2 separate regions of the Homo sapiens genome follow, and region 1 is linked to region 2. The links are chromatin loops, found by intact Hi-C in ENCODE. Cell type or tissue: heart left ventricle. All regions are shown on one strand.

Region 1 (5,000 bases), 230 kb after region 2:
TTTTTTTGAGACAGAGTCTTGCTCTGTCGCCCAGGCTGGAGTGCAGTGGCACAGTCTCGGCTCACTGCAACCTCCACCTCCCGGGTTCACACCATTCTCCTGCCTCAGCCTCCCGAGTAGCTGGGACTACAGGCGCCTGCCACCACGCCCAGCTAATTTTTTGTATTTTTAGTAGAGACAGGGTTTCACCGTGTCAACCAGGATGGTCTCCATCTCTTGACCTCGTGATCCACCTGCCTCGGCCTCCCAAAGTGCTGGGATTACAGGCGTGAGCCACCGCGACTGGCCACCTCTAAAATTTTTGAGGCATGATGTGTGAAGTCTAATTAAAAATTACCAAGCATCTAAGAAACAGACCACAAGAAAAACAAGATAATAGACAGAGACCTAAAGGTGACCTAGATGTTGGAGTTTCAGATAGACTTTCAAATAATTGTGATTAATATATTCAAGAATATAGTTTACAGGATGGAGAATTTCAGCAGAGAACTTAAATTTATTAAACAATTAAGTGGAAATTTGAGATCTAAAATATACTTCTGAAATTAAGAACTCAGCAGATTGGACTTAAAGAGAAAATTAGTGAACTGGAAGCAGGTCCATAGAAATATCCAGTCTGAATCATATTGAGTAAAAAGAATGGTAGCTATAATAATGAGAATAAAAGTTATGTGGCTTGTAGTTAAAAGGGTTTAACATGGGAGGATCAGAGAGAGATTAGAGGAAAAATGGGGCACAACAGTATTTAAGAGATAAAGGCTGAGAATTTTCCAAAGCTGATGAAAGACATCAAGCTACAGATTTTAGAAGCATTGTGTAACCCAAGCTGAATAAATTAAAAGAAGCTCACACCCTGCTACACCAGAGTAAAACTGCTAAAAAACAAAGATAAAGAGGCTAACTTTAAAATCAGCTATAAATGAAAGATAGCTGTATTAGTGTGCTCTTGCACTGCTCTGAAGAAATACCTGAGACTGGGTAATTTATAAAGAAAAGAGGTTTAATTGGCCGTGATCCTGCATGCTGTACAGGAAGCATAGTGGCTTCCACTTCTAAGGAGGCCTCAAGAAGCTTCCAATCATGGCAGAAGGCAAAGAGGGAGTGAGGTGTTTCACATGGCAGGAGCAGGAGCAAGAGAGAGCAAGGCAGGAGGTGCTGCATGCTTTTAAACAACAGGATCTTGCAAGAACTCACTCACTACCATGAAAATAGCACCAAGGGGATTATGCTGAACCGTTCATGAGAAATCCATCCCCATGATCCAGCCACCTCCCACCATTGGAGACTACAATTTGACATGAGATTTGTCGGGGACACAGATCCAAACCATATCAGTAGATCATGTGTCTTTTCAAAGATGCAGTAATACAAGCTTATCTACAAAAATTCTATGCTTCAGGTGTTCAGGTGTTCAGGTGTGGTGGCTTATGCCTGTAATTCCAGCACTTTGGGAGGCTAAGGTGGGAGGATTGCTTGAGGCAGGAGTTCCAGACCAGACTAGGGAAGATGGCAAGAACTCATCTCTACAAAAAATTTTAAAAGTAGCCAGGTATGCTGGCATGAGCCTGTAGTCCCAGCTACTTGGGAGACTGAGGCAGGAGGATCCCCTGAATCCAGGAGTTCAAGGTTGCCCAGCAGCTATGATTTAGCCACTGCACTCCAGCCTTGGTGACTGAGACCCTGTCTTAAAAAAAAAAAAAAGAATCAGCAGTCATGTTATTATAATTGATAAATAAACTTAGCAAAGTCTCTGGTTATAAGATCAATATATAAAAATAAGTTACATTTTATATCCACTAATTAAAAAATTAGAAAATAGAAATTTTAGTCTATACCATTTACAATAAATTCAGAAACACCAAATATATAAGAATAAACCTATCAAAATATGTACAAGACCTCTATACAGAAAACTTCAACACATTTGTTAAGAGAAATTAAAGATGATATAAATACATGAGGAGTCAGCCCATGTTCATGGATTAAAAGATTCAATATTGTAAAAACATCAGTTTAAAAAGTTATAGATTTAATGCCATCTAAAAGCAATCTCAATAGTATATTCATGTATGTGTATATGTATAAATTTATGTAGAAGCCAGGTGTGGCGGCTCACGCCTATAATCCCAGTACTTTGGGAGGCCAAGGTGGGCTGATCACTTGAGGCCAGGAGTTCTATACCAGCCTGGCCAACATGGCAAAACCCCATCTCTACCAAAAATACAAAAATTAACCAGGCGTGGTGGTGGGCACCTGTAATCTGAGCTACTTGGGAGGCTGAGGCAGGAGAATTGCTTGAACCCAGAAGGTGGAGGTTACACTAAGCCGAGATCATGCCACTGCACTCCAGCCTGGGTAGCAGAGCAAGACCTTGTCTCAAAAAAAAAAAAAAAAAAAAAGTAAAAAGAAAAAAAAGAAAAGAAAAGAAAGAAAGAAAAAAACCCAGAAAACCAGAGCTGAAAAACTTAAACTACTAGATATCAAGACTCCTTAAAAAGCTACAGCAATTAAGATAGTGTGTTATTGGTATAAAAACAGGTAAGTAAAAAAAGTAAAAACAAAACAACAACAACAAAAAACAGACAAGTAGACCAGTGGAACAGAGGCCAGAAAAAATTATAATATAGACAGTTACTTAATTTATAGCAAATTGCTCATTGTCTTCAAACCTTAGTTTCCTTGTCCATAAAACAGCCTTACTAACAGTGCCTACCACATAAGTTTTAAATATTATATATCAAAAAGATTCTGATATTATGTTAAAGAGGTTAGCATATATGCAAGATACATCACAAGTGTCCAATAAAATTTAGCTAGGATAAATGTTACCACTGTGACCACCACTATTATAATTACTACTACTGCTATTATTACTTTTCATTTTCTCTATTTTTCAATATGATCATCTGGAAGTGAGTAATGAATGGACATCAGATCTTTGCCGGCAACAGGAATGTTTGGAGTTCAACACCAAAGAGCAGGAGAGTGCCAATTCTTAGCCTATGTGGAAAAATAAATCAGGGGGATAGACTTCATGACGCAGTCAAGGTTGACTTAGAAACTGGAATGGAACTTAGCCTAGCACTGGTGTATTCTGTACACACAACTGTGAGAAATTAGTAAACATATATATATATATATATATATATATATATATATATATATATATATATATATGCCCTTTGCAAAAATACAATGTAGAAATGAAGTCATTTACCCCTTCTCTCAACTGAGTCATAACCAGGGATCTGAAAAAGAAGTTTAGACAGAGAATATTCAGAAGTGCGATTCCACAACTTCAAATGAAAAGTTTATTTCATAACATTTTTAGGTGAACTTGGAAGCTCAGTTTGTGACATAGGTCCCAGGTTCTTTGAGGACAGGGAGATCATAACATATTAATCTCCCTGCATGTTTCCTAAAAGAGTGCCTCATATTTCATAAAGGGAATTGCTGCTATATGGTGCCCTGGGTTATTTAGCTGAAGACGTATGCCTTATTCTAGCTATTTAGTGTCTTCAACCCTCTCACAGTCCAGGCCCCATGGCATCTGCACCGTCTTCCTCTCCCATACCCTGTGTCACTCATGATGGCAATACTATATGACCTTCTACCACTTTAAAATATGGCAGCTGGCTGGCATGAGATTATTCTCAGCAGATCTGAGTTCAGTTTCTCACTCTACTCCTTCAATTTGGATGTCTTTATATAAGTTATTTACTCTCTGAGTTTCATCTGTCACAAGATGGTGATGATGGGGATTAAATGAGATAATGAAAGTAAAACTCCACACAGTTTTTTTTTTAAATCAAAGTAAGGGTTGATGTTTATAATAATTATTATTATTGCCTAAGATCACATAGCCAGGAGGCTCACATCCAAGTCTTTCATTTGTAAACCTCGCACACTTTTACACCGTGCTGCCTGTAATTTAGCAAACTAGATGATAAAATTTGGTAATTAGTCTTCCCAACTGGGTCTAGACTTGGGCAGATAACAAGTACAGCTGCCCCAGGACCTTGCCCACTGCATTCTGTAATTCAGTTCGGAGGCACTGCCTGGGAACACCTGCCCCCAACGCTGGCTATTCTTTCATGCACTTGGTCACTGAGAAAACCCCAGTAGGGGCCCCTTTCTGGGGAGGGGAAGGAGGAGGTTGTGCTCTCTCTCCCCTCCAAGTGCTGCCTGTGTTGCCTGGCATTGTGGCAATGTGCATGCCTTGCTGCTCTTCCTGCCCCTGTGAGGAGCTGGCAGCCTCAGTGTGTACTCTTTCCCAGAGATAAGTTAGTTTCCAAGATCAAGTAGGGAACAGTTTGCTTCCTTACTGCTATCTTACTCGCTTACTTCTGCTGCTTCCTCTTTGTGCATTTCTTTTTTTTTGTTTGTTTTTTTTTTTTTTTGAGACTGAGTCTCGCTCTGTCTCACCTAGGCTGGAGTGCAGTGGCGCAATCTTGGCTCACTGCAATCCCCGCCTCCCGGGTTCAAGCGATTCTCCCATCTGAGTCTCCCAAGTAGCTGGGATTATAGGCGCCAGCCATCATGCCCGGCTAATTTTTTTGTTTTTGTTTTTGTTTTTTTGGTATTTTTAGTAGAGACGGGGTTTCACCATATTGCCCAGGCTGGTCTCGAACTCCAGACCTCAGGTGATCTGCCTGCCTCTGCCTCCCAAAGTGCTGGGCTTGGCATGAGCCACCGTGCCTGGCTGTCTTTGTGCATTTCACACGGCTTATACCTCATTGTCTGGTAGAAGTCCAGACTTCCTCCAAGTCCAGACTTTCAACTAAAAAGTGTTTTAGCTGGGCTTAGTGGCTCATGCCTGTAATGCCAGTGCTTTGTGAGGAAGCCAGGAGTTCAAAACCAGCCTGGGTAACATAGCAAGACCCCAGCCCTACAAAAAATAATATAAATTAGCTGGATGTGGGAGCAGATGTCTGTATTCCTAGCTACTCTGCAGGATCACTTGAGCCCAGGAGTTTGAGGCTACATTGGGCCATGATCAC
Region 2 (5,000 bases):
TGTGAACATTCATCTTGGCCCTAAACCTTTTTCCCTGGTGATACGAAATGGTTCAGCAGTAATCAGCAGCAGAAAGGTATGCTTAAAACCGGCTTGTTCTTTATGTGAGATACCAGGTTGAGCAAACTGGATTTACCTTTCATTGAGGATTATTCACATGGAATTTTAAACTGATTTCCTGCAAATTCTGTCCACAGTGTTGGGAAGCTAGAGTGGTAGACTGTAGTTTCTGAGCTAACATAAGATCTGATCTCTGACCTTCTGCTGACGTGGAATCCAGGTTATGTTGCCTTGTTTCCTTGGATGGGAGTTCACAGCCAGTGAAACTAGCCCTGACTGAATTATTTAATTCATCTTCTCCTTGAAGACGGTTGCAAGGAGTTTTTATAGAACCGAATGCCTTACAAATTTGGGGCTTGCAAATGTATTTCTGTTCTTTCTTCATTTTCCCTTTTGCTGAAGATAGAAACACCTCCTGGGTCTTTGGTTCAGCCTGCTGTTGTTTACAGTCCCTGCTGTAGATTACCTCACTCTGCCAGTCCCTGTCGTAATGTGATTTATCTTTTTAAAATTAAATTCTCATCATAATTCCCTCAGGCATCTGTCTTCCTCAGAATGTTTAGTTATTTCATATAGAACTTAAGCAAGGAAGGAAGAAAGGAAAGGAAGGAAGAGAAGAAGGAAAGAAGAAAAGAAGTTCTGTTTGGATACTGTGCTAACAGGTCATATTGGGCTTGCTTATTAGATCTGCATTTCTAGTATTCTTGTTTTTTCCCTTCAAATAATAATTTTTTTTTTTTGAGACAGGGCCATGCTCTGTTGCCCAGGCTGGCATGCAGTGGTGCGATCATGGCTTACCACAGCCTCGACCTCTTGGGCTCAAGTGACCTTCTGCCTCAGCCGCTCAAGTAGCTGGGATCATAGGTGTGAACCACTGTGCCCAGCCAAAAAAATTTTTTATTGTGGTAAAATATATATAACAAAAATTACCATCGTAAACATTTTTAAGTGGACAGTTCATTGGCATTAAGTACATTCACAGTGTCAAGCAGGCATCACCACTGTCCATTTTCAGAACTTTTTCATCATCTCAACTAGAAATTCTGAACCCATTAAACAGTAACTCCTCATTGTTTACCAGGGGCAGCCCCTGGTAACTTCTGTTCTATTTTCAGTCTCTGTGAATTTGCCTATTGTATAACTGGGATCTCATGTAAGTGGGATCGTAGAATGTTTGGCCTTTTGCGTCTCATTTCAGGTCACATGCTTTTAAGGTTCATCCATGTTGTAGCATCAGATTCCATTGTATGACTTTTTAAAAAAAAATGAAATTTTCTGTTGATGGATATTTGGGTTGTTTCTGCCTTTGGGCTACTCTGAGTAATGCTGCTATGAACATTGGTGTACAGGTATCTGAGTTCTGCTTTCTATCCTTTTGGATATATATGAAGGAATGGAATTGCTGGATCAAATTGTAATTTTATGCTTAACATTTTGAGGACCTGCTAAAGTGTTTTCTGCAGCAACTGCACCATTTTACCTTCCCAACAGCAATGCACACACAGCATTTCAATTTCTCTATATCCTCACCAATTCTTGTTGTTTCCTGCCTTTTGATAATAGCCATCCTAATGGATGTGAAGTGGTGTCTCAGTTTGGTTTTGATTTGCAGTTCCCTGATGACTAATGATGTTGGCATATTTTTGTGTGCTTATTGACCATTTGTATAGCTTCTTTGGAGAAACGTCTGTTCAAGTCCTTCACCCATTTTTGAATGGGGTTGTTTATTTGTTGTCGAGTTGTGGGAATTGTTTATGTATTCTGGGCATCAGTCACTTGCCAGATACATGATTTGCAAATTTCTTCCATTCTGTAGGTTGTCTTTTCATTGTCTGGATAGTGTTCACATGTTTTCTTAACTATAATATTTAGTTATCCATGAATGTGAAAGAGGATTAATGTAAAAAGCAAGCAGCAAACACAAACTTAGCTGTTCTAGTAGGCTTTATAATGATACCTTGCATTACGGTGGACCAGCACACTTTTCAAAGCTCTTTCATATACCTGATCTCATTTTAGGGTTAGCCAAGTCTTCTTCCCTACTCCTGCAGAAATTTGCCTTTTTCCAAAGCCAGACATTTTGCTTGTTCTTATAACCTTCTTGTCTCCCACCTTCTCTGGGAACTGTGGTCTGAGATTATCTCCTTTCTCTTCACTGTTTCTTTCCCTTTTCATTATGAATATCCTTAGGCTTCACCTATTGTTAAAAAAATACTCCTTGATCTTACTCCCTCTTTTTTCTTTCACTCCCTCACACATTGTTCACATGTGTAGCTTCGAGTCTCTACCTTAACTTTTAAATTCTCTACTAATTCTTTGTTTCATTCATTCTCTCATCTTGAAGTGAAACTGCTTTCTACAGATTCATCGAAGTTTCACCCACAGCCCCCAAAATACAGTGCCCTCTTAGTGATCTGTATCTGGACATGGACGGGTCCCAAATGTCTGCAGTGATTCTTCCCCCTCGAAGATGGCTAGTCATGGGAGTTTTGGCCTTGTAGTTCAAGATGACCAGCTGTGGTTGCAGGGCAGTGGGTGGAGGAGAAAAGCCACGTGCAGCAGGATTAGAACTCTCAGAAGTGCCTCTGGAACCTCTTGCCATGAGTCTTTTTTAAATTTTTTTATTTTTTTTTTGAGATGGAGTCTTGCTCTGTCGCCCAGGCTGTAGTGCAATGACATGATCTCAGCTCACTGCAACCTCCACCTCCCAGGTTCAAGCAATTCTCCTGTCTCAGCCTCCCGAGTAGCTGGGACTATAGGCTCATGCTACCATGCCCAACTAATTTTTGTATTTTTAGTAGAGATGGGGTTTCACCATATTGGTCAGGCTGGTCTCAAAATCCTCACCTCAGGTGATCCACCCACCTCAGCCTCCCAGAGTGCTGGGATTACAGTCGTGAGCCACTGCGCCCAGCACCATGAGTCTTTATGATCACTCAGGGACTGTTACTTTCCGAGATTCACCACCTGCCCTCTGTAGTTACTTGTTTGTGGGGCGAGGCTTCTGGGAGAAGTATCTTAGCCTTTTCCTTGTTGTCATGCAGGTAAGCCCTGACTCCTTGGTAGTATCTGCAACCTCCGGTGAGGTACAGGGTATACCACTTCAACTTCAGCTAAGTGTGCACTGACTGTCTTGGTTTACTTGCTGGGCTCATGGCCAGCTGGTTTTTTTGTTGTTGTTGTTATTGTTATTTTTAATTGTGGTGAAATATACATGACATACACTTTACTATTTTACCCATTTTTAAGTGTACTATTCAGTGGGATTAAGTATGTTCAGTGTTATCTAACCATCATCACTGTCCATCCCTGAACTTGTTCATTATCCCAAACTGAAACTCTATACCTGTTAAACAATGGGTTTACCTATCATCCCCTCCCCTCAGCCCCTGGCAATCTCTATTCTACTTTCTGTGTCTATGAATTTGCCTATTCCTGATTCCCTCATGTAAATGGGGTCATTCAATATGTGTCCTTTTGTATCTGACTGGTTTCATATGGCATCATCTTTTCAGGGTTTATTCACGTGGTAGCATCTATCAGAACTGTATTCCTTTATTCATGGCTGAATAATATTCCATTGTATGGATATATCACATTTTATTTATCCATATTCATCTGATGATGGACATTTGGGTTGTTTCTGCCTTTTATCAATTGTGAACAGTGCTTCAGTCAGCTAGTTCTGAGGATGCTCCCAGGATGCTCTACATTGCAGGGCAGATGCTGTGGCTCTCCGTAACACCCCCAGGCAGCCACTGCGTTGGTTAGTTTTGAATACCCCAGCAACAGATAGGAAATCTCACAACTGTATTATTACTTCTCTTTTTAAGGGTTTTTTGGAGCATTCTTAAGTACATCAAAACTCAGCATTCTACACGAGGAGTTTTTCATCATAGCTTGTGGTCAGAAGCTTATCTAAAATCACAGGTGTGGTGGCTCATGGCTGTAATCCAAGCACTTTGAGAGGCTGGGGTGGGAGGATCACTTAAGTCCAGGAGGTTGAGGCTACAGTGAGCTATGTTCATGCCACTGCACTCCAGCTTGGGTGACAGAGCGAGACCCTGTCTCAGAACTAACTAAATAAACAAATACATGAATTAAATAAATAAATAAAATTGTAATTGCAGTCCTCATTCTGTCATATGGGGAAGAGAAGCAGGTGGCAGGTAGAGAATAGTGGTGGTGACACTCCCTGGTAAACAGGATTGTTCTGCTCTGGCCCTATATGTCTGCCTAGAACCCTTTAGCTCTCCCCACCACACCACACAGACAGTACACAAAGTACAGGGAAGGCCTGTCTCAGTTCTATGCCCATGGAAGAGGCTGTATAAATAGCCTGCTGAATCCTGCAGGAAATAATGAATGAATGAATGCGTGTTCATGGGGTAGGTGGGTATTATATGTGACTGAAAAACAGTCTAGAAGAGGAAAGAAGATGGTGATAGGAGAAAGCAGGGAAAAGTAAATGGCTTAAGACAATGGAGAGTAAAGATCAGAGCCAGATGCATTTAAATTAATTAATTAATTCTTAATTAATTCTTAATTTAAAGAATTAGCCAAGATGGTTCAGAGGGAAAGTTGCAAAATAGAACAGGGCTTGCCTAGGTCCCAAGATTATACAAGAGCCTTTTGCATTTTCAGGAAAGAATGGAAGTCTTCTTCTAGGAGCCTCTGTTTCTTATAGAATATTAGGAATAGAAAATGGGAATCCAGAAGAGAAAAAAAAAATAAGACAAAACTAAGATAGATGATTCTTCTGCACAGAAAATCCAGAAGAAGGAGAAGAGGATTTATTAGAGGTGGGGAAGGTGAGAAAGGCTGAGTATTACAGATAAGGAGCTCTTGTGGGCGGCTAGTGCGACTTTGTGCTGAAGAATCTGGCCTGCCCCAAAACATGCCACATAATATTCAAATTTTGATCATTTGATTCACTTCTT

What was found. Peaks named below come from ENCODE experiments on the same cell type or tissue, not always from the same donor. Only the 100,000 strongest peaks of a DNase experiment are listed, where the experiment ranks them.
Region 1: a loop joins it to region 2, with 2.7 times the contacts of the local background. A loop is called at or near these places in 4 of 110 quality-filtered maps.

The regions. Positions count from the first base shown.
Region 1 is chr4:56,292,536-56,297,535 of GRCh38, forward strand. The region is part of intron 3 of CRACD (capping protein inhibiting regulator of actin dynamics); the gene reads left to right. Among named protein-coding and RNA genes, the nearest start is that of AASDH, 92 kb to the right of the region's middle. In heart left ventricle, no CTCF peak of the experiment used is centred here; no DNase peak of the experiment used is centred here.
Region 2 is chr4:56,062,412-56,067,411 of GRCh38, forward strand. All of the region lies in intron 1 of CRACD (capping protein inhibiting regulator of actin dynamics), which reads left to right. Among named protein-coding and RNA genes, the nearest start is that of CRACD, 16 kb to the left of the region's middle. In heart left ventricle, no CTCF peak of the experiment used is centred here; no DNase peak of the experiment used is centred here.